Linked DNA regions of Homo sapiens: region 1 is linked to region 2. Evidence: chromatin loops called from intact Hi-C (ENCODE). Cell type or tissue: PC-3. All regions are shown on one strand. Each heading gives the region's core, and the rest is flanking DNA. Links, peaks and the distances in the headings are about the cores only. Region 1 holds the start of CD160 (CD160 molecule). Region 2 overlaps HJV (hemojuvelin BMP co-receptor).

The links. Peaks named below come from ENCODE experiments on the same cell type or tissue, not always from the same donor. Only the 100,000 strongest peaks of a DNase experiment are listed, where the experiment ranks them.
Region 1: it touches region 2 in a loop (5-fold over the local background); 6 of 110 quality-filtered maps call a loop at or near these places.

Annotation. Positions count from the first base shown.
Region 1 is chr1:145,712,214-145,724,488 of GRCh38, reverse strand. It overlaps CD160 (CD160 molecule), which reads right to left and starts at 4,990. Exons shown (of 6, transcript NM_007053.4): 1 at 4,930-4,990. In PC-3, for the core only: a CTCF peak has its summit at 3,163 (motif pointing right); DNase peaks (open chromatin) are centred at 3,198 and 3,738; H3K4me3 peaks cover 872 bases; H3K27ac peaks cover 1,176 bases.
Region 2 is chr1:146,005,863-146,018,623 of GRCh38, reverse strand. It overlaps HJV (hemojuvelin BMP co-receptor), which reads left to right. Exons shown (of 4, transcript NM_213653.4): 4 at 1-1,154. The coding sequence ends at 547. Among named protein-coding and RNA genes, the nearest start is that of HJV, 9.5 kb to the left of the region's middle. In PC-3, for the core only: a CTCF peak has its summit at 5,440 (motif pointing right); a DNase peak (open chromatin) is centred at 5,403.

The DNA of each region.
Region 1 (12,275 bases), core at 130-8,129, 290 kb after region 2:
AAATATGGGATAATTTCTATTAATATTAGGAGCAAGGCAGAGATGCTTCCTATTATTTCTGTTATTTCACATTGTTCTGAAAGTGTTTGCCATTATATTTAGACAAGAAAATAAAGCAAAGGGTATAAATATTGGAAATCTTAAGGCAAATTTATTACTATTTATATGTGATATAACTTACATCTAGAAAACCCAAGAAACTTAATTGAGAATTATTAGAAACAATAAAAGAGTATCTGAATAGGCAGTTCACAAAAGACGAAATGCAATAAAAAGTTTTTCAGTTTTACAAGTATTCAGGGAAGTACAAATTAAAAATTCAGAGTTCAGAATTTCAGAATTACCACCTGTTAAGTGAACAAAAATTTAAAAGATAAATCAAATTTTGGTAAGGGTAAGAAGAAATATGTGCAATCATTCACTCTAGGTAGAACTATACATTGTTACGGAGCTTTGGGGGAATACTCATTATATATTAACATTTCAAATGCACATACCCTGTCCCTTTGGCTATAGCTTACAGAAATAAAAGCATGAGTGTGCTAGTATAGATGTACAAGGATATTCACTGCAGCATTTTTTATAATACCAAAAAAATAGAAACAGGTGAAGGCCAGGTGTGGTGGCTCACACCTGTAATCCCAGCACTTTGGGAGGCGTGCGGATCACCTGAGGTCAGGAGTTCGAGACCAGCCTGGCCCACATGGTGAAACCCTGGCTCTACTAAAAATGCAAAAATTAGCTGGGTGTTGTAGCAGGTGCCTGTGATCCCACCTACTCAGGAGGCTGAGGCAGGATAATTGCTTGAACCTGGGAGGCAGAGATTGCAGTGAGCCAAGATCACGCCACTGCACTCCAGCCTGGGCAACAGAGCAAAACTTTGTCGCCTTCCTGCCCCCATAAAAAAAGGAAACAGGTGAAGACCCACTGGTGAGAATGGTTGAATAAATTATTGCAGATCCACAGAATAGAATGTTATGTAATTATAGTTTGTATAAAACAATAAACTAAATTAGTGTATATACATACAATTTAATAAGGTACTTATTAATACATAAGATTAAAAATTTTCCTGGATATAATTATTAGTCAGAAAATATGGTAGAAGGAAAAGTTCCATTCATTATAGCAACCAAAAAACCCATCAAATGTCCAGAAAAATGTAACAACATTCCGAATAGGACCTATAGGATACAAACTATACAGTACTATTAAGGAACATAAAAGAAAATCTAAGTAGAGACGATTGTTAAATTCTTCTGTACTTATCTATACATTTGTCACAATCCTAATAAAACATCCCAGCAGCAGCTCATGGTATGGCCCCAATGTCCTTTCCTAGCCTTGACCTCTCCTTGTTCCTTCTCCTGTGTTATCATACCTTCATGCTACACCAGAATGTCCTGGTGACTCTTGAAACATGGAATATTAAGTGACAAAGAGGATAAATGAATAAAATGACAAATCATTTTATTCAAAGAGGAAGACAAAGAAGGATTGCAATTATTCATTCAGCCCAGAATTATGGTTAAAAAGCGTAGACTCTAGAGCCAGAGTGTTTGTGTTCAAATCCTGGTCCTAAAACTTAATAGTGGCGCCGGGCGCGGTGTCTCACGCCTGTAATCCCAGCACTTTGGGAGGCCGAGGTGGGCAGATCACGAGGTCAGGAGATCGAGACCATCCTGGCTAACACGGTGAAACCCCATCTCTACTAAAAAAAATACAAAAAATTAGCCGGGCGTGGTGGCGGGCGCCTGTAGTCCCAGCTACTCGGGAGGCTGAGGCAGGAGAATGGCGTGAGCCCGAGAGGCGGAGCTTGCAGTGAGCTGAGATCGCGCTACTGCACTCCAGCCTGGGCGACAGAGCAAGATTCTGTCTCGAAAAAACAAAAATAAAAACAAAAAAAACTTAATAGTTGCATGACTCGGTCAAGTTTCTTAGGCTCCTGGGCCAGGCGCTATGCTCAGCCTTTAATAAATAGACATATTTCAGAAACACGGAGCATCTATAATGTGTCAGACACCATGGGGCACAGAGAGATCACTAACACAGCAGAGGCGGACGTTTTAGTGGTTAAATGGTCTCTAGAGTCAGACCAGGATGTTTCAGATCTGGCTTTGAAACTTAACTATCTGTGTAATATTGGGCAAGTTTCTTAATCTCTTAATGACCTATAAAATGGTGACAAAATATTCTCTTCCTTGGGTTGTGAGGGTCAAATGAGGTCACCTATGTAAATTACTTAGCACAGTGCCTGGCAGAGAGTAAGGGCTCAATAAATGATAGCTATGATTAGTTTTATGCTTTCTTATATTGGAATCAATGGACAGTGTTCCAGGCACATCTACCTGCAAGACTGTGTTTAGTCCTTATAAAACACTAAGCCATTATTATTTTCTAAAATTTATTATTTGTACGAAGCATATAGAGGCTTGGAGGGGACTTGTGACTTGCTTAAAATCACAGCTCCTAAGTTGGGGAGCAGGACTCTAACCCAAGTTATGAGAGTCTTTCTCTTGGAGTCCCCTTTGTCCCTCTCCTCACAGCCGCTCATCCATTCACGAACAGCTGTTAACACAAGAACGACTGTACTAAGTAATAAGGTCATAAAGTGTCAAGGGGCAGCACAGGAGAAATTCTGGATGAGGGATGTGGAAAGGCTGCAAGATGGCAATGAAGTTAGGCCTTCATAGTTGTTTGTGGGCTCTCGGGAGCTGGTGACTAAAGAATACGGTGGGTGAATTAAGGTGGGGAATGGGCTGAGGAGATCTGGCTTCCAGTCCTGGCTCCGCACTAGGTAGCTGTGGAATGTTGACAAGGTCGTGTCCCTTCTCTAGGCGTGTTTCCTAAGGGACTGGTGCAGCGGGATGGGAGGGGCGCAGGGTAGGGACCGCTTCCAAGGAGAGAGAGGACAGGCGGGAGGGGCTGATGCAGCTGGTCACTCCGCTGGAGTGGCCAGACTTCGCGGTGCCTAGGGCCGAGTTGAAGAAGAGCATGTAAGTCTGTTGTGGGCCCCTCACCAGCGCTGGGGGGCAGCGAGGTCACTGGGCAAGGATGCTCTGGGAAGTGACCTTGGTGCCCGGGAGGGGAGCACCCTGTTGTGATGCAGGCGGGGCAGCGCGGAGCCGGCGGCGCTGATTTCGCACTCTGGCCGCTAGAGGGCGCTGCCTTTCAGCCAAAGCCGAGTGACCCCCTACCTGCCCCGCGTTGGCCCGCGTCACTCCAGCCATGGGCCATCCAGCGAGCATGGGGGCTAGCCAGGGAAAGTCTAAACTAGGAGGGGAGATGAGGGGGTGCAAAGTTGGGCCTGGTGGGTCCTGGGGACGCAGCATGTACTAGAGCGGCACCTGGCCCTCAACAGAGGGGAGAGCGGGTGGTCGTGAGAAGTCTGGGAATTTTCCGGGCCCACTACACGCCAGGGGCGGGTCTCCCCTCTTAAAACGTTGTGAGCCCCAGCGCGGGCAGGGGGGAGGGTGCCCGTGGAGTTGGCATCCTCATCTTTGATGGTCCCCGGGGCTCCTGAGCTGCGCTGGTGGCCCCAGGGCTCGGTGCCTCTCTCAGGCGACAGCTCACAGACGGCGGGAAACTCTTCCCTCCCGCACCTTCGGAGGCGGTCCTGGAGTCTTGTGGACTCCTGGGTTCAAATCCAAGCTTTGTGTGACCAGCACATTGCTGGACCTCACTCAGCCTCACATTCCTCTTGTGTTTAAAACTACCTCATAGGAATGTGGTGACGGTTAGATGACACATAAAGCTTTGCCAGAGGTTTTCTGGGGAGGGTGGGGACAAGAGGGCAAGGAAGAGTCTCCATTTCCTCTGCCACCGGAGCCCGGATCTAACCTCTCAGAGGAGCTGGAAGGTCAGCTCTGAGCTCCACAAATACCTCTGTATACAGATCTCCCACGACACTGAAAAAGATGCCCAGAAAGATCTCATTTGCAGCTGTGAAGGGGCTTCTTTTTCAATCTCCACAACCCCAACTGCCTTAAAGTAGAACCAGACTTGTTAGTAGACAGAGGTTTGGGCTGGGGGGCCCTTGAAGCTCTTGTCTGAGATCTCAGGCTTCCTGCTCAACACACCAAAGCAGGTGCCTGACATAAAGGCGCCATGGACCTCTTTGGTGGTCTGGGAAGGCATATGGAGTCCCTTCTCAGAACAACATTTAAAAATTAATAAGATACATGGGATAATAAAGGGAACAAATTATGACAAGACAGTTGTCAAAACATTAGAAGAATGTGTGGTAGAGCAGTACACATGCTTCTTTAGATTTGACATCAGCCTAATAACTGTTGTAATTCTGTAGTAGTGCTGAGCGTTAAGGACATTTGGAGAAATCTATAAAAACTGTAATGAGATTTGAAAATATTTGTGTTTTCTATTGATGGCAAATTCTATTGTGGTTCATTGTCTACATTCATAACTGAAGCAAGTGCTGACTTTCAATTAAAGATTAGTGAAAATAAAGATGTATTTTTCCCCCCAATTCACAAATCCCATGAATAAATCTATTCACGGACCTCCAAGAGGTCCATGACGTGAACCACCTAGGACATGAACTTCCCCCGGAGGTGCCTCACAGGGCCAGCTCCAAGCCCCGTGGCACCTCCCGGCTTGTCTCAGGCCAATCCTTGAAGAGCTCCAGCAGATCTAAACTTTGGTAACTTTCCTCTGGTAATTTGAGGAATTCCTCCATTTGAGGAATGTCAGAATGGGGCCAGGATTCCTGAATGCCCATGGAAGAAAAGCGAGCATGCTGGTCTGGCGGGCAGAAATAACCTTCTCCCCAGGCTCCAGAGGGCAGAGGACATTTCCCTCCAAAAGGCAAGTTTCTCAGGGACCTCATGAGAAGCCTGTCCTCACCTGAGCAGTTCTGTCAACCATCCCATCCCTTCACCTGGACCCCAGGTCCCCAGCAGGCCTTTTTACCTCGAGACAGAAGTTCTTCTTTCTTGTTCTCAGACTGGGGGCTCACGTTGAAATGGCTCTCAGTCCTCAGATTGTCCTTGCATCTTGTTAAAACCCTATCTCTCCAGTTTCGTCATTGCTCACACTTTCATAGCTGTTATTATATTCGCTCTTTGAAAACCACAGAATGGGTTGTTAGAAGTCATAGATCTTCCGCCACCCCCACTGTGGATTTTTTTCTCCTTTCTCTCCTGCAACTGGTCCTCCATCTCCTTCTCCTTTCCTCTCCCTTGTTTTGTCTTTTTGGTGTTAGAAATAGACTAGGGTGCTGAGGGGGCTAAGAAAAACCACTTCTTAAAATTCTTTTCTTTACCCTGGGGAACAAAGATTTTGTATTTGCTAATTCATAATAAGGAAAGGACTGATGATAGAATAACTAGAAGATAAAAGGACAGAATGTCCTCTCAAGTATAAAGAAAGGTACCAAGTCTTCTCCTGAGAGTAGGTTTTGGTTAGAAGTAGGACAGAGAACACAGCTGCTCCAGGCTGAAAGGGAAGAAGGTCAGGGAGCTGTCAAGAAGGCTTGGGTGAGGGTGGTGGTGAGCAGGGGAGGCAACGAGTGGGGGCACCAAAATGGTCCTGATGTGGTGGGGGGAGGATGAATGACTGACCTTATCTTCCCACCCACCCATTTTTTTTCTTTTTCTTTTTTCTTTCTTTCCTTTTTTTTTTTTTTTTTTTGAGACAGGGTCTTGCTCTGTCACCAAGGCTGGAGTGCAGTGGGGCAATCATGGCTCACTGCAACCTTGACCTCCTGGGGTCGAGTGATCTTCCCACCTCAGCCCCTCAAGCAGCTAGGACCACAGGTGTACGCCACCACACCTGGATAACTTTTTATTTATTTATTATTTATTTATTTATTTATTTATTTATTTATTTATTTATTTAGAGATGGAGTTTCGCTGTGTCACACAGGCTGGAGTACAGTGGCGTGATCTCAGCTCACTGTAACCTCTGCCTCCTGGGCTCAAGTGATGCTCCTGCCTCAACCTTCTGAGTAGCTGGGATTACGAGAGCCTGCCACCATGCTGGACTAATTCTTGTATTTTTAGTAGAGACAGTTTCATCATGTTGGCCAGGCTGGTCTCAAACTCCTGACCTCAAGTGATCTGCCTGCCTTGGCCTCCCAAAGTGCTGGGATTACAGGCGTGAGCCACCACGCTCGGTTGATAATTTTAAAAATGATTTGTATGGATGAGGTCTCCCTATGCTGCCCCGCCTGCTCTTGAACTCCTGGGCTCAAACAATCCTCTGGCCTTGGCCTCCCAAAGTGCTGGGATTACAGGCCTGAACCACCACTCCCAGCTTCCCATCCATTTCTATTCTGTTCTGTTCTTCCTTGGTCAGTGATGGCTTGGGAGATTACAATTGTTCCTAAATTCTAGGGTTGTGCCCTTAGATGGCAGGAACATTAGTCTGAGAATTAGAAGCATTGGGCTCTAAGTCCTGCAAGGCTGGGCCAGGCCCTGTGCCAAAGGGCACAGCACACCAGGAAGCCCCACGGTTCTGGAGGAACACCTGTCATGATTGCCACCCAGTGCCAGGCTACCCAGGAATTCAAGGGTGGAGGGAGGGTGGGGGAAAATTTTTCATAACTAGTCTAGAGACTCTCTTTTCCTTCTTATTCCTGTTATTGTAGTACTCTGTGGTCCTAAAAACAGTAGGGTGCTCTGGGGTTTGAGAACTCCCAGATGGCTCCACTGAAGCCATCGTCAAATGAGACAGATATTAGAAATATTTCTTCACTCCAAGCCAGGCGCAGTGGCTCACACCTGTAATCCCAGCACTTTGGGAGGCCGAGGCAGGTGGATCACGAGGTCAGGAGATTGAGACCATCCTGGCTAACACAGTGAAACCTGTCTCTACTAAAAATACAAAAATTAGTTGGGCCTGGTGGTGGGTGCCTGTAGTCCCAGCTACTGGGGAGGCTGAGGCAGGAGAATGGTGTGACCCCCCGGGAGGCGGAGCTTGCAGTGAACCGTGATTGCGCCACTGCACTCCAGCCTGGATGCCAGAGTGAGACTGTGTCTCTAAAAAAAAAAAAAAAAGAAAAAAGAAAAGAAATACTTCTTCACTCCATCAAAGTGTTAGCTTTCACTGCAGAATGAGTCCATTCTGGGAGCCTGGGGGTTGGGAACCCATGTTGGGAAGAGGAGTGTCTCACCATCATCCTGGTCACAGGACCAGTCCACCACAGCCCACAGGATACTGGGTCCCACTGGCATAAACTGCTAAACTGGGCCTGGTCTCTGCTCTCCCAGTATCCTTATTTGCTGTCTCTATGATAGTGTTCAAACAGATGACCTCTCTGCTCTCTAAAATGGAGACTTCTCCCTCCTTGGGTCTATGAGAACCTTTCAAAGGTTGGCTCTGAGAGCACTCAGCATTCCTTATCATCCAGGAGCTGTAAAACAGTGATTATTAGCAACATGAAGAGAAGTTAAAGGCAACCAGAGTTGTGGGTGAGTGAGGTTGGGGCCACTTAAGTACTAGCTGACACACATGTATTCATACTGGTTATTGCAAAAAACCTCAAAGTTCTGCAAAGACCTCAGGGCTCAAAAGTGAATCGCAGCGCGCTTCCTTTTCACCAGCCATGTAGTGTCTGTCCATCCTGCAAACGGTTGCATGCACAGTTTTCTGCAAATGTTGCTTTTGGTCGCTTCTCACAAGGTTATTGTGTGCCAGGCCCTGCGGGGTTGACGATGACTGAATGGGGCCTGCTGTCAAGGCGAGCACACTGCTGAGAGAGGCCTGCATTCCCGTGAGATGAAGCAGAAGCAGAATGCACCAAGAGCTCTAAGTACCCCAGAAGTGAGAGAGAACCCAGGAAGCAGGGGAGGTTGGGAGGAAGAAAAGGAGACTGCCCTGTGGGCGCAGACAGTGTTAGGCACTCTGTGTGGACAATGTGACATTTAAATTGAGCTTTGAAAGAAGGCAGGATTTCAAAAGGCAGGGGTAGAGGAACAGTATGAACCAGCAAGGAGCAGGGACATATGGGGCTGGTTTGGAAGTCAGTGAAGCAATGAGGTGGCTGAAATATAGGCTGCCTCCTGGTCATCCACAGCCTCCCAAATATGTATCCTGTGGGCCTTTCAATGTCTAAGGTGTATGAGTCCAGTTACACAATTTAGCAACTGATAGATTGTTTTCAAGATACTAATAGTAAGTGCTCGACATTAAGACAAAGAAAAACTGAGTGGACATTGAATTGTATTTCCATCTTACTTCTGTAGAATTATGGGGTTTTGGAAGCAGAAGAGACTGCAGCAGTCTTCCAGTCCCTGGAAGTGTGCAGACACTTGCATGCCAGTGTTTCCCAAACTTGAGCGTGTATTAACATCACCAGCAGGGCATCTTTGAACAATTCGGATGGCTGGGCCCAGCTGCAGAGTTTCTAATTCAGGGACTCAGGGCAGGGGTGGGGGTGGTCCAAGAAGTTGTATTCCTAACAAGTTCCCTGGTGCTATTGTTGCTGTAATGCTCCTTGCGAACTGTTCAGGGTAATACCTCTTGCATCCTCTGCTTGAATCTGTCTACTGTTCTGCAGCTCACTACCACCCAAAGTATCCACACAATATCCCTTGTGGAATACTTCCAGTAAAATTCTTCCTTGTGCTGCTGTCAGTCCTGCCTGCCTTTAACTTTCAATGAAGTCTGCTGAGGGCCCCACATGGGAAATGTCTATGGATGGCAGGCAAGTCTCAGGCACATGAGGCAGACTGCCTGGATTTACGTCCTGACTCCACTTACTACGTGACCTTGGATAAGTCATTCAACCTTTCTGTGTTTTCCTCAACTGTGGAATGGGGATAATAATTGCAGTTATATCACAGAACTGCTGTTTAGAGTAAATGAGAAAGTGTGTAAAACAATTGGCATGGTGCTTGGCATATAAAAGTACTCAGGTGTGGGCTAGTATCATTACCTAGTGTTCTTTTTCTTTTTCTTTTTTCTTTTTTTTTTTTTTTTGAGACAGAGTCCCACTCTGTTGCTCAGGCTGGAGTGCAGTGGCACAATCTTGGCTCACTGCAACCTCTGTCTCCTGGGTTCAAGTGATTCTTGTGCCTCAGCCTCCTGAGCAGCTGGGATTGCAGCCACCGCTCCCACGCCCAGCTAATTTTTTGTATTTTTTAGTAGAGAAGGGGTTTCACCATGTTGGTCAGGCTGGTCTCAAACTCCTGACTTTAGGCGATCCACCTGCCTCGGCCTCCCAAAGTGCTGGGATTACAGGCGTGAGCCACCGCGCCTGGCCAGCATTACCTAGTTTTCCTTTCTACTCAGGAGTCTATCAACTCTCTGAAGAAAGTTAATCATTCTAAAGTTTCTCCTTTCTGGGCTAAATATCCCCAGCTCCTGCAATTATTTCTTACAATTATTTTAGTGCTTTCACGGTTCCAATATTTTGTTTGTCCTTTCTCCTCTTCTCTGAACAGAGTCCAGTTTGTCAGTCTCCCTTGTTAGATACATGGCTCAGACCTGCTACCTGCCTCGGCTTAGTCCAAGTCTCGTGTGTTCACTGCAGCCAAAGGTCACTTTAGCTTTGTAGCTATTTCTACATTTCACTGGACTGTGTTAGACTTCCAGGCCACGAAGGTGCCAGAGGCTACACCCGCATGTAAAGAGTAGAGCTCATTCTCCTGTCACATTTCCCCTTGTTGCTTAGCATGTGTGAGTTTGGGGAGTGTGGGTGAGGGAGAGTAACTCTGACCTTGGCCCAGTTCAGGGCCTACTGTGATGGTTGGTGAGCAGCCCCAGTGGCTGTGAGGGAGCACATTTGAGGCTCCAGGGGCTGGTGCGAGGCCCAGCTTCTCCCCTGGAGAAGGGTGAACTGACACCTAGCACAGCCAACAGTTTTCTGGAAGGAAACCAAGCCTCAGAGCCAGAGGCACATACAGCAAAGCTGTGCAGGCATCTCAGCCCCTGTCCCAGCCACTGTCACTGCTGGCCTTTAGCCCAGGGTCGTTGGTAATAGAATAATGATAAAATATGGAGAGGGAGTCAGGGCTGGGTTTTTTTGGTTTTGCTTTTTTTTTTTTTTTTTTTGAGACAGAGTCTCGCTTTGTCACCCAGGCTGGAGTGCAGTGGCACAATCTCAGCTCACTGCAACCTCTGCCTCCCGGGTTCAAGCGATTCTCCTGCCTCTGCCTCCTGAGTAGCTGGGACAACAGGCGCGTGCCACCATGCCTGGCTAATTTTTGTATTTTTAGCAGAGACGGGGTTTTGCCATGTTAGCCAGTCTTGTCTTAAACTCCTGACCTCAGGTAATCCACCTGCCTCGGCCTCCCAAAGTGCTAGGATTACAGGCACGAGCCACCACACCTGACCTCAGGGCTGTTTTATTGTGGAGACAGAGGTGGCAGCTTCAGGGGTTTGGGTATCAAGATGACAGGGCAGGCCTGGAAAAAAATGTCTCTCTCAGCCTCTATTCTAATTTCCAGTCTGTAGTGAATGGCTCACCAGGTACTCTCAAGTTATGTCTTTTAAAACAGAAGGCATAGAAAAATGTGCCCAAATTACTTTGGTGTCCTATAGAGCCTGTCTTGTCCCTCTCCGGTCATAGAGGACACCAAGTTCCTTTGCGGCCAGGCCTCCTCCTAAGGGAGACCAGGCCTGTGGGGCTGCTCCGAGAGCTGCCTGCAAGCCACACTATGTGAATCCCAGTGCAGGGCTCCTCTGAAAGGCACCTGCGAAGCTGTCTTTGGCTGAAGAAGTTGGGGAAACTGGTCTCCCACACTTGGCAATGGCCATTCTTTCTCAACCTTCCCTCAGGCACGAAGAGTCCCAGGTCTTGATGCCTCATTCTTCCATCAAAGATTTAACATTTACCCTCCCTGGTATTTTCAATTGATCCAGAGGAAATGAATAGGTAGTACTTAGCAAAGGGTGCTTAGCAAAAAAATACTCTGCTGAGTGGAATTGCAGGCACTTCTACAGTTGTCTGGAGGCACAGAGGCTGCACTCTACCCTAAGGCAAACTGGATGGTGCCATCCTCATGCTGACTTGGGCTTTAGAGGAGAAAATGTACTTTCTTCAGTGGATAATAAAGACAATCATTGGTCAGGTGTGGTGGCTCATGCCTGCAATCCCAGTACTCTGGGAGGTTGAGGTGGGTGGATCACTTGAGGTCAGGAGTTCAAATTCAGCCTGGCCAACATAGTGAAACCCTGTCGCTACTAAAAATACAAAAATTAGCTAGGCGTGGTAGAGCACACTTGGAATCCTGGTTGGGAGGCTGAGGCAGGAGGATCACTTGAACCCAGGAGGCAGAGGTTGCAGTGAGCTGAGATCATGCCACTGCACTCCAGCCTGGGTGACAGAACGAGACTACATTTCCAAAAAAAAAAAAAAAAGACAAGCATTGCTTTTTCCTTGGCAAGAATTCTTTCTCTTTTTTTTTTTTTTTTTTGAAACAGAGTTTCGCTCTTTCACTCTGTTGCCCAGGCTGGAGTGCAGTGGCGCAACCTCGGCTTATTGCAACCTCTGCCTCCTGGGTTCAAGTGATTCTCCTGCCTCAGCCTCCCAAGTAGCTGGGACTACAGGTGCCCACCACCACGCCCAGCCCATTTTTTGTATTTTTAGTAGAGACGGGGTTTCACCATGTTAGCCAGGCTGGTCTCGAACTCCTGACCTCAAGTGATCCACCTGCCTCGGCCTCCCACAGTGCAGGGATTACAGGTGTGAGCCACCGCGCCCAGCATCCTGGCAAGAATTCTAAGCAACAGAGTAAACAGGATGGGCACAATTAGTTTACTTTCCAAGCTAGAATGTCAGGGGGCACTGGAACCATTCTGGGGAAGGTAATACTTTGAGGTGGAATGTCTTTTTTTTTTCTGAGACAGAGTCTCGTTCTCTTGCCCAGGCTGGAGTGCAATGGCATGATCTCAGCTTATTGCAACCTCCACCTCCCGGGTTCAAGCAATTCTTCTGCCTCAGCCTCCCAAGTAGCTGGGATTACAGGCACCTGCCACCACGCCCGGAAGATTTTTTTTTTTTTTTTTTTTGTATCTTTAGCAGAGACAGCGTTTTGCCATTTTGGCCAGGTTAGTCTCGATCTCCTGACCTCAGGTGATCTACCCACCTTGGCCTCCCAAAGTGCTGGGATTATAGACATGAGCCACCGCGCCTGGCAGGGATGTCTTTTCTTTTTTTGAGACAGAGTCTTGCTCTGTCGCCCAGGCTGGAATGCAGTGGCGCAATCTCAGCTCACAGCAACCTCTGCCTCCCAGGTTCAAGCGATTCTTCTGCCTCAGCCTCCCTAGTAGTTGGGATTACAGGCATGCACCATCATGCCTGGCTAATTTTG
Region 2 (12,761 bases), core at 1,922-9,921:
AGCCTTTGAAGATGGTTCTATCAATGGAGGTGACCGACCTGGGGGATCCAGTTTGTCGATTCAAACTGCTAACCCTGGGAACCATGTGGAGATCCAAGCTGCCTACATTGGCACAACTATAATCATTCGGCAGACAGCTGGGCAGCTCTCCTTCTCCATCAAGGTAGCAGAGGATGTGGCCATGGCCTTCTCAGCTGAACAGGACCTGCAGCTCTGTGTTGGGGGGTGCCCTCCAAGTCAGCGACTCTCTCGATCAGAGCGCAATCGTCGGGGAGCTATAACCATTGATACTGCCAGACGGCTGTGCAAGGAAGGGCTTCCAGTGGAAGATGCTTACTTCCATTCCTGTGTCTTTGATGTTTTAATTTCTGGTGATCCCAACTTTACCGTGGCAGCTCAGGCAGCACTGGAGGATGCCCGAGCCTTCCTGCCAGACTTAGAGAAGCTGCATCTCTTCCCCTCAGATGCTGGGGTTCCTCTTTCCTCAGCAACCCTCTTAGCTCCACTCCTTTCTGGGCTCTTTGTTCTGTGGCTTTGCATTCAGTAAGGGGACCATCAGTCCCATTACTAGTTTGGAAATGATTTGGAGATACAGATTGGCATAGAAGAATGTAAAGAATCATTAAAGGAAGCAGGGCCTAGGAGACACGTGAAACAATGACATTATCCAGAGTCAGATGAGGCTGCAGTCCAGGGTTGAAATTATCACAGAATAAGGATTCTGGGCAAGGTTACTGCATTCCGGATCTCTGTGGGGCTCTTCACCAATTTTTCCAGCCTCATTTATAGTAAACAAATTGTTCTAATCCATTTACTGCAGATTTCACCCTTATAAGTTTAGAGGTCATGAAGGTTTTAATGATCAGTAAAGATTTAAGGGTTGAGATTTTTAAGAGGCAAGAGCTGAAAGCAGAAGACATGATCATTAGCCATAAGAAACTCAAAGGAGGAAGACATAATTAGGGAAAGAAGTCTATTTGATGAATATGTGTGTGTAAGGTATGTTCTGCTTTCTTGATTCAAAAATGAAGCAGGCATTGTCTAGCTCTTAGGTGAAGGGAGTCTCTGCTTTTGAAGAATGGCACAGGTAGGACAGAAGTATCATCCCTACCCCCTAACTAATCTGTTATTAAAGCTACAAATTCTTCACACCATCCTCTGTTGCCTATGTTGAATCTCTTTACAGATGCTTGAAATGGAGTAAATGCAATGTGTTCACTCCACTGAAAGAGGGCTCGGAAGTATCAGATACTGTTGCTATCTCAGGGAGTTTACAGGCTATTGGAGAGACAAAACCAATTCACATGAAAGAGTGATGAGTGTGTAATTATTCACTAAATCCTACAGTATGGTACATTCAGATGGGAAGATGGTAGATTTGAACTAAAGTAATAAGAATAATAAAAGGTAACAGAGAAGATGGGATTTGAAGTGAGCTTTGAAGACTGGGTAAGATTCAAATTGTTAACGATCTTCCAGGCAATGAAAACCATCTGGAGTTATGCATGGATTCATGATTCAGCAAGGAAATGAGCAAAACTCAAATGCAGTAGACAAGGAGTAATGGGACAGAAGGTTAGATGGGCAGAGGCCAGATTATGAAGCACCTTAAAAAGGGGGTAAGGGGTTTAAATTTGATTAATATCTAACACTTATTGAAGCTTAAAATCTGCCAGGCAATGTTTTAAACACTTTTAAAACATTGACTTAATTCTCATAGCTCTCTAAGGAAGGTGGTATTCTTATCTCTATTTTTATATAAGGAAACTTGCCTCCAGTCACACAGCTAACAAATTATGGAACTTGCCTCCAGTCACACAGTTAACAAATGGCAGAGCCAGAAACTGAACCTATGCCGTTTGGATCCCGAAACTTAATTTTTAATCACTATACTATATTGTCAAGGAAGCAGAGAGCCATTAAAGATTCTGGTTGTGGAGCTGGTAAAGATTCTAAAAGGGGAGTTGTGGTGGTCAATGTCACCACAAAAGCTACTCTGAGGCTGGGCGCGGTGGCTGACACCTGTAATCCAGCACTTTGGTAGGCCAATGTGGGTGGATCACTTGAGGCCAGGAGTTCGAGACCAGCCTGGGCAACATGGTAAAACCCCATCTCTACTAAAAATACAAGAAATTTGCCAGGCATGATAGTCCATGCCTGTAATCCTGTAATCCAAGCTACTCAGGAGGCAGAGGCATGAGAATCGAGAATTGCTTGAACCCGGGCCAGGAGGCAGAGGTTGCAGTGAGCTGAGACCACGCCACTGCACTCCAGCCTGGGCAACAGAGTGAGACTATCAAACAAAAAACAACTACTCTCTTCTCATATTCTCATATAAAGCCAAAAAGAGAGAGTTGGAAAAGGAGGGAAAGCCCAAAGTTGAAGGAATCTAGTTTGTAGAAGAAAGACTGAGAAGAAATGCTGTTCTAGATGAGGGTGCTCTAAAGTAACAATGCTGCTCTGAACAAAATTATGAAGGAGGTAACTTTTACATTTAATATCTTCCCTGTTTCTGGTCTCATCCTCCCCTCTCAGGTACTCCATAACCGAGGACCTGTCCTCCCTGCCCTAATCAAGTACTCACCATTATCTTCCACCTCTCCTCTCAGTCCCTGACACCCGACAATACTCCCCTGAACAAATATTACAGTAGGGCCCTTTGTATCTACTAATTCTGCATCCACAGATTCAACCAACCACGCACTGAAAATATTTGGGAAGTAGCCGAGCGCAGTGGCTCACACCTGTAATCCCAGCACTTTGGGAGGCTGAGGCGGGTGGATCACAAGGTCAGGAGTTTGAGACCAGCCTGACCAACATGGTGAAACCCCATCTCTACTAAAAATACAAAAAATTAGCCAGGTGTGCTGGTGGGAGCCTGTAGTCCCAGCTATTCGGGAAGCTGAGGCAGGAGAATGGCGTGAACCCCGGAGGCGGAGCTTGCCGTGAGCGGAGATCGCGCCACTGCACTCCAGCCTGGGCGACAGAGCGAGACTCCGTCTCAAAAAAAAAAAAAAAAAAAAGTAAATAAGGCTAGCTCTAAGCCCGCGCGAAGGAAGAGTATTACATGACAGGTGTCATCAAAGAATTTCACTTACCACTTGGCTGTGAAATTCTTTTTTTTTTTTTTTTTTTTTTGAGACGGAGTCTCGCTCTGTCGCCCAGGCTGGAGTGCAGTGGCGCAATCTCGCAATCTCGGCTCACTGCAAGCTCCGCCTCCCGGGTTCAGGCCATTCTCCTGCCTGAGCGTCCCGAGTAGCTGGGACTACAGGCGCCCGCCACCACGCCCAGCTAATTTTTTTGTATTTTTAGTAGAGACGGGGTTTCACCGTGTTGGCCAGGATGGTCTCGATCTCCTGACCTCGTGATTCGCCCGCCTCGGCCTCCCAAAGTGCTGGGATTACAGGCGTGCGCCACCGCGCCCAGCCGAAATTCTTCTCAATTCACTTGAAATTCCCACACCTGAGGGATAAAGTTACTCTTTTAAGAGAACCAATACAAAGAGTATTTCTTCAAAAGGATGTTTTGAGTTAAAATACCTATATTTTCTGTGAAGTGAAGAGACAGCCCTGGATATGTCTCTTCCCCCAATTTTTTTTTCTTCATTACAACACATTATTTTCTCCATTAGCTAAAGGTTACTTTGGAAAGCATAGAGACAGTGCTTTGAGGGAATGGCAGAATGGCTGTGGTCCTTAAAAGAGGTGGAGAGGAGGGAATAGAGGATAAAGAATTGCAGGAGAAATTTGAAATGGCAGACCAGATACGTCTCGAACTCCTGGCCTCAAGTGATCTGCTCGCCTCAGCCTCCCAAAATGCTGGGATTATAGGCATGAGCCACCATGCCCAGCCCAACTAGCCCTATTATTAATGGAGCATTTTTAAATAGGTAGCTCAAAATAAGCATATGAAAAGATGCTCAACATCATTAGTCACTGGGGAAATACAAATCAAATGAAAACAACAATGAAAAAATACTACATACCCACTAGAATGGTTAAAATGGAAAAGACTGTTAAATAAAATACAAAATGTTAGGAAAATGTGGAGCTTTCATGTGCTGTTGGTGGGAATGTAAAATGGTACAACTACTTTGTAAAACAGTTTGGCAGTTCGTTAAAAGGTAAGTGTACACTTACCATACAAACCAGACATTCCAAACTTAGGTACTGACCCAAGAGAAATGATAACATGTGCTGCACAAAAACTTATATACAAATGCTTATAACAGTTTTATCTGTAATAACCAAAAACTGGAAACAACTCAATGTTGAAATGGTGAATGGATACACCAACTGCAGTAAATTCACATAATTGAATACACAGCAATAAAATGAAATTAATTCCTGATATACACAACATGGATAAATCTCAAAGTAATTATGCAAGTGAAAAAAGCTGTTGCCCCGCAAAAAAAAAAAAAGAGTATATACCATCTGCTTCCATTCATATCAAATTATTAAAAATCTTCAGCAGATCATGGACTGTAAAAATATATAAAATGTTAGCAAACATATAGTGAGAAAAGGTGATCAATGGTTGCTTAAGGAATGGGCAGAGTGAAGGAGGGATGGCTTACAAAGGGGCATGAAGTAGGCCGGATGCGGTGGCTCACACCAGCAATCCCAGCATTTTGGGAGGCTTAGGAGGGTGGATAACTTGAAGCCAGGGGTTTGAGACCAGCCTGGCCAACATGGCAGAACCCTGTCTCTAATAAAAAGCCCTGTCTCTACTAAAAACCCTGTCTCCACTAAAAACCCTGTCTCCACTAAAATGCCCTGTCTCTACTGGGTGTGGTAGCATGAGCCTGAAATCCCAGTTACTCAGGAGGCTGAGGCACAAGAATCGCTTGAACCCAGGAGGTGGAGGTTGCACAAAGCCGACATCACGTGACTGCACTCCAGCCTACGCGATACAGCAAGACTCTGTCTCAAAACAACCCAAAGGGGCATGACGAAACTCATGGGGGTGATAGATATGTTCATCATTTTGATTGTGACAGTGGTTTCATGGATATATATATATATTTGTATATGTCAAAACCCATGAAATGACACACCTTAAATATGTACAATTTATCATACACCAAGTATACGTCAATAAAGCTGTAGTTTTTTTTTTTTTTAATTGAGTAGCACATCTTTCTCTCTTTTCTTGGTAGATCAGACAAAAGGCTTAGAATGACCATAGCATGACAAGGAAGATTACAACAGAGACTTTTCTTCTTCTAGGAAACATACAAAAGAAGAGGATAACAGAACAAAGGAAAGACCTTATTTAGTGATTTTATATTCTCCGCTACTCCTATGACAAGGACCACATTCCTTCCTCCAGAATGTCATTCTCAAAGTCAGAGACCACAGAAAGGAGATTTTCCGATTTAAGAACATCAACCCTGTGAATCATAATTCTGTCTTTCCACTTCACCAAGAGTCAGCAGGTGGTGCTAGTGACTAAAAAGTGACTTGGCAGACAATGAGGCAAGTTTCCAGGAAAAGAAAAATTATCGTCTAAGATTATCTGATATGTTGACCATTTGAAAGAAAATATTAATAGGCATTTGCCAGAATTGACATTTAGGAAATAAACTGAAGATAGGTACATAGTAAACAAAGTAAAATTTTAAATAAATTATAATTTAACAATAAAGGGTTGTTCAAGACATGAAACAATCAATATATACTACTTGGCTCCTCAATGGATATCATTTACACAGTAATACTAATGTAAACACTGACTATTGATTCAGCCAGAACTATGCTATAACTTTCTATTGGGAGGATGAGGTAAGGGGAAAGGAAAGGTGGGAATATAGCATGATGTAAGAGTTAAAATTTCAATTACTATAACCATAAGAGAGTAGATATGTCTAATATTTATTTTGTTTCCTTTTTTTTTTTTTTTTTTGAGACAAGAGTCTCTCACTGTTGCCCAGGCTGGAGTGCAGTGGCGCAATCTCAGCTCACTGCAACCTCTGCATCCCGGGTTCAAGCGATTCTCCTGCCTCAGCCTCCCAAGTAGCTGCGACTACAGGCATGCACCACCAGGCCCGTCTACTTTTTGTATTTTTAGTAGAGATGGGTTTCACCATGTTGGTCAGGCTGGTCTCAAACTCCTGACCTCAAGAGATCCATCCACCTCAGCCTCTCAAAATATATATGTAATGTTAGCACATATATAGTGAGAAAAGGAGCTCAATGGTTGCTTAAGGGATGGGCAGAGAGGAGGAGGGATGGCTTACAAAGGGGTATGAAGCAGGCTCTGTCGCTCTCGCTGTATCGCCAGACTGGAGTGCAGTGGCCCAATCTCAGCTCACTCTATCCTCCATCTCCCGGGTTCAAACAATTCTCATGCCTCAGCCTCCCAAGTAGCTGGGATTACAGGCGTGAGCCACCACACCCAGCCTAGTTGTATTTTTATATTTTCAACACCTAGTCTGGCACATGATCTGTAAATGTTTTTAATAAGGAAAATAGTCCAGGCACGGTGGTTTACGCCTGTAATCCCAGCACTTTGGGAGGCCAAGGCTGGCGGATCACCTGAGGCCAGGAGTTCAAGACCAGCCTGGCCAACATGGGAACCCCATCTCCACTAAAAATACAAAAATTAGCCCAGCGTGGTGGCGTGGGCCTGTAGTCCCAGCTATTTGGAAGGCTGAGGCAGGAGAATCACTTGAACCCAGGAGGTGGAGGTTGCAGTGAGCTGAGATTGCGCCACTGCACTCCAGTTTGGGTAACAGGGCAAGACTCTCTCTCAAAAAAAAAAAAAAAAAAGAAAGAAAGAAAAGAAATATGAAGTGCATACCAGATGAAAAAGCTGAAAGAGGCAGGGTGCAGTGGCTCATGCCTGTAATCCTAGGCATGGATTTAAGAGGCCTAGGTAGATGGATCCCTTGAGCCCAGGAGTTCAAGACCAGCCTGGGCAACACAGCAAAACCCTGTCTCTACAAAATATATAAAAATTAGCTGGGCATGGTGGTATGTGCCTGTAGTCCCAGATACTTGGGAGGCTAAGGCAGGAGGTACACCTGAGCCCAGAAAGTCAAGGCTGCAGTGAGCCATGATCATGCCACTGCACTCTGGCCTGGGTGATAGAGTGAGATCCTGTCTCAAAAACAAGGGGGCGGGGGCCGGGTGTGGTGGTTCATGCTTATAATCCCAGCCCTTTGAGAGGCCAAGTGGGGGGAAGATCACTTGGGCCAGGAGTTCAAGACCAGCTGGCCTACATGGTGAAACCTCATCTCTACTAAAAATACAAAAATTAGCCAGACGTGGTGGTGTGGGCCTGTAATCCCAGCTATTTGGGTAGCTGAGGCAGGAGAATTGCTTGAAGCTAGGAGGTGGAGGTTGCAGTGAGCCGAGATCGCACCACTGCACTCCAGCCTGGGGCTGAGATTGCCCCACTGCACTCCAGCCTGGGTGACGGAGTGAGATCCTGTCTCAACAAAAAAAAAAAAAAAGAAAGAAAAAGAAAAAGGGGCTTGGGCTTGAGGACTGCTGTTTTTTGTAAAATCATTTAATATCATGTGATTTTTAACTACATGTTACATTACATTGATTAAAAAGAGGAGCATTTGGCTGGGCGCAGTGGCTCATGCCTGTAATCCTAGCACTTTGGGAGGCTGAGGTGGGAGGATCACCTGAGGTCACGAGTTCAAGATCAGCCCGGTAAACATGGTGAAACCCCGTCCCTACTAAAAATACAAAAATTAGCTGGGCATGGTGGTGCATGCCTGTAATCCCAGCTACTTGGGAGGCTGAGGCAGGAGAATCGCTTGAACCCAGGAGTCCGAGGTTGCAGTGAGCTGAGATTGTGCCACTGCAGTCCAGCCTGGAGACACAGTGAGACTCCCTCTCAAAAGAAAACCCAAAAAACAAAAAGAGGAGCATTTCTGGGCAGGTGCAGTGGCTCACGCCTATAATCCCAGCATTTTGGGAGGCCAAGGCGGGTGGATCACTTGAAGTCTGAAGTTTGAGAGCAGCCGCGGACATGGCAAAACCTGACTCTACTGAAAATACAAAAATTAGCCGGGTGTGGTGGCTGGCACCTATAATCCCAGCGGCTTGAGAGACTTAAGCAGGAGAATCACTTGAACCGGGGAGGCGGAGATTGCAGTGAGCCAACATCATGCCACTGCACTCCAGCCTGGGCAACAGAGTGAGACTTCATTCCCCACCCTCAAAAAAAAAAGGGAGCATTTCCACCTTGGCCTGAGCTTTTTCCCCTTAACTTTGTGGCCATCTCAACCACTTCTCAGATCAAACAAACACCTCCCTCCCTACTATACTCCACCCTATGTACTTCATGGCAAGTTCCTTCCCACATTTCTTCTCAAGGAAACAGATAGTAGCCATGGCCCAGTAATTATAGTTTTCAAAATCAGTGCCAGGAAACCATACCAGCACTAAGGAAGGGAAAGAAGACATAAAACTAGGAAATAAAAGGCCTTCCTCAATTTTTCTGTGTACTCCCAAACCAAATTACTAATCATTTTTCCAACAATTAACAGAAGAAATAAGTTACATATGTTTCCTCAGATAAAAGTTATATAAGTGGAGGGTGGGCTTTGAGAAACTGAAAAAGAAAAACCAGGAAGAATAACTAGATTCTACCTCCAATACAGGGCGATTTTGGAATCATTCTTTGCTATTGGTTCAAAGAACTAATTTTTTTTTTTTTTTTTGAGACAGGTTCTCACTTCATCACCCAGGCTGGAGTGCAGTGGCTCAATATTAGCTCACTGCAGCCTTGACCTCCTAGATTCAAGCAATCCTCCTGTCTCAGCCCCCTAAGTAGCTGAGACTACTGTGCTAGCCACCACTCCCATCTAATTTTTTGTTTTTTGTATTTTTTTGTATAGATGGGTTTTCGCCATGTTGCCCAAGCTGGTCTCGAACTCCTGGGTTCAAGCAACCCACCTACCTTGGCCTCCCAAAATGCAATGATTACAGCCTTGAGCCACCACACCTGGCACAGAACCAACATTTTTAATATTAAGCGTTTCACATAGTCAGTCTTTGATACAACACTTCTACCTTTGAGAAACTAAGTCATATTTTCAAAAAAGTAGGCTGGCTGGGAGCGGTGTCTCATGCCTGTAATCCCAGCACTTTGGGAGGCCAAGGTAGGAGGACTGCTTGAGCCCGGGAGTTTGATACCAGCCTGGGCAACATGGTGAGACCCCCGTCTCTACAAAAAAAATAAAAATTAGCTGGCTGTTGTGGCATGTGCCTATAGTTCCAGCTACCTGGGAGGCCGAGGTGGGAGGATCAGTTGAGCCCAGGAGGTTGGGGCTGCAGTGAGCTATGATCGCACTACTGCACTCCAACCTGGGTGACAGAGCAAGACCCTGTCTCAATAAAAGAATTAAAAATAAATTAAAGGCCAGGCGCAGTGGCCCATACGTGTAATCCCAGCACTTTGGGAGGCTGAGGTGGGCGAATTGCTTCAGCTCAAGAGTTCAAGACCAGCCTGGGCAATATGGCAAAACCCCTTCTCTACGAAAAATACAAAAAATTAGCCGGGAGTGGTGGTGTGTGCCTGTGGTCCCAGCTACTCGGGAGGCTAAGTTGGAAGGATTGCTTGAGCCCAGGAGGTCAGGAGGTCGAGGCTGCAGTGAGCTGAGATTGCACCACTGCACTCCAGCCTGGGTAACAGAGTGAAATACTGTCTCAAAAAATAAATAGGTAAAAATTTAAAAATTAATTAATTAAAAATGAAAAATAAATGTAGAAATCAGAGAAAGCTTTACAAAGGAGATGACTTTTTTTTTTTTTTTTTTTTTGAGACAGAGTCTTGCTCTATCACCCAGGCTGGAGTGCAGTAGCACAATCTTGGCTCACTGCAACCTCTGCCTTCCGGGTTCAAGTGATTCTCCTGCCTCAGCCTCCCGAGTAGCTGGGATTACAGGCACCCACAATCATGCCCGGCTAATTTTTGTATTTTCAGTTGAGACGAGGTTTCACCATGTTGGCCAGGTTGGTCTTGAACTCCTGACCTCAGGTGATCTGCCCGCCTCAGCCTCCCAAAGTGCTGGAATTACAGGTGTGAGCCACCACACTTGGACAATCTTGGACTTAAAAAAAATCTTTTTTTTAAGGCTCAGGGACTCACTAGGAATTTTGTCCTAGCTGTGTGATCATAGGCAAGTCATTTGAGTTCTCTGAATCACAATATTCTCTTCTGCAAAATGTCTTCCTGCTTACCTGGTGAGAATCAAATGTTTGTGCAACTGCGTTATAATGCATATATATAGATATATAGATGACAAAATATAATTAACAAAGAAAGTACTGGCCGGGCATGGTGGCTCACACCTGTAATCCCAGCACTTTGGGAGGCCAAGGTGGGCAGATCACCCGAGGTCAGGAGTTCAAGACCAGCCTGACCAACATGGAGAAACCCTGTCTCTACTAAAAATACAAAATAAGCCAGGCGTGGCGGCGCATGCCTGTAATCCCAGCTACTTGGGAGGCTGAGGCAGGAGAATCGCTTGAACCTGGGAGGTGGAGGTTGCGGTGAGCCGAGATCGCCCCATTGCACTCCAGCCTGGACGACAAGAGCAAAACTCCATCTCAAAAAAAAGAAAGTACTGATCTGGCACAGTGGCTCATGCCTGTCATCCCAACACTTTGGAAGGTCGAGGTAGGAGGATCACTAGAGCCCAAGAGTTAGAGACCAGACTGGGCAACATAGCAAGACCCCCATATCTACAAAAAACTTAAAATTAACTAGGCATGGTGGTAGTCCCAGTTCCTCAGGAGGCTGAGGCCGAGGGTTGCTTGAGCCCAAGAGTCAGAGACTGCAGTGAACTGATCGCACGACAGCACTCCAGCCTGGGCAAGAGAGAGGCCCATCTCTTAAAAAAATTAATTCATTTTTTCAAAAGGCATTGATGGATCTAGAAAAATAAATAAATGTTTTAAAATTTTTTCTTAGAAAAGAAAGTATTATTAATTGTCAGTCTGGATAAAAAAATAGAAACTTGTTTTAATGTAGAATTTCTTTCCCTCAGTCATGAACACCACATTTCCTTCATTTGTTCCTTCTCATAATCAAAAATCATCTTTGCCACTCAGGGGAGTGATCTGGGCTGTTTTGGCTCTCAGAAAAGCTTTTATTTGTTTGAGACAATTCTTGGACTAAGAATTTTGACAGTATATTAAACTGCCCACTAGGTGGCAGAGCTGAGTCAACTGTATTTCTGAATTGTGTAAGAAATAATTTCTCAGAAAAGGGGAAGTTGGGTTGAGCACACAATGTCCCATCTCCCTCATACTTATAAACACCAACGCAGTCCAATTTTCTTCTCACAGAAAAACAAACCACCACCTCTCGCCTCCTTACCGTCCCTGCTCTGATACATATTTGGGCCACAGGCTTTGAGGAGGGACAAATATGATACAGTTTAGCATAAGAAACTGAGGTTGAGGTGTCAAGTCTAATAGTAATAAGAAATAATACTAGGATCTGAATTACTGGTATATTCTATCCAGAGACATAACCCAATCTATCAATTCAATCAATCTATCTCTATATGTATGTGTGTGTCTGTGTGTGTGTGTGTGTGTGTGTGTGTGTATATATATATATATATATATATTTTTTTTTTTTTTTTTTTTTTGACATGGCAATTCAAGCCATCCTCCCACCTCAGCCTTCCGAGGAGCTGGGACTACAGGCGTGCACCATCACACACAGCTAATTTTTTTTATTTTTAGTAGAGACAGGGTTTCCCCATGTTGCCCAGGCTGGTCTCGAAGTTGTGAGCTCAAGTGATCCGCCTGCCTCAGCCTCCCAAAATGCTGGGATTACAGGCGTGAGCCACTGCACCTGGCCTCAATTTATATTTAATAATACATTTATTCTGTGAAGTGTACTCTAATAGATGCTAGGAAGAATACAAAGATAAAAAAGGGCAGAGTTTCTATTCTCTAGGAATTTAGGAGAGAAAAGGCACTTTACGTGTTAGTGCTATGTAAGAAATATGAATGTGCTATGGAGTATTCCAAAGAGAATGAAAAAATATTTGATTGTAAGGTAAAAGATGAGGGGATTGGCTGGGCATGGTGGCTCATACCTATAATCCCAGCACTTTGAGAAGCTGAGGCGGGTGGATCGCTTGAGCTCAGGAGTTCAAGACCAGCCTAGGCTACATGGTGAAACCCTGTCTCTACAAGTTTTTTTTTCTTTTCTTTCTTTTTTAAGTTAGCCGGGTGTGGTTGCATGCCCCTGTAGTCCCAGCTACTCGGGAGGCTGAGGTGGGAGGATTGTTTGAACCTGGGAGATCGAGGCTACAGTGAGCCATGATAGCACCACTGTACTCCAGCCTGGGTAACAGAGTGAGACTCTATCTAAAAAAAAAAAAAAAGTTGAGGGGATTGGGAAGCAAGAAATGTTTTTGGTTTTGCTTTGTTGCTTTGAGATAGAGTCTCACCCTGTCACCCAGGCTGGAGTGCAGCAGCATGATCTCAGCTCACTGCAACCTCCACCTCCGGGGTTCAAGCAATTCTCCTGCTTCAGCCTCCCGAGTAGCTGGGATTACAGGCACCTGCCAACCATGTCCTGCTAATTTTTGTATTTTTAGTAGAGATGGGGTTTCACCGTGTTGGCCAGGCTGGTCTCAAACTCCTGACCTCAGGTGATCCACCCACCTCGGCCTCTCAAAGTGCTGGGATTACAGGCGTGAGCCACTGCGCCCAGCCAAGAAAGGTTTAATAGAGGAAAAATTATTTGGCTGTCTACAGAAGAGTGGGTAAAAT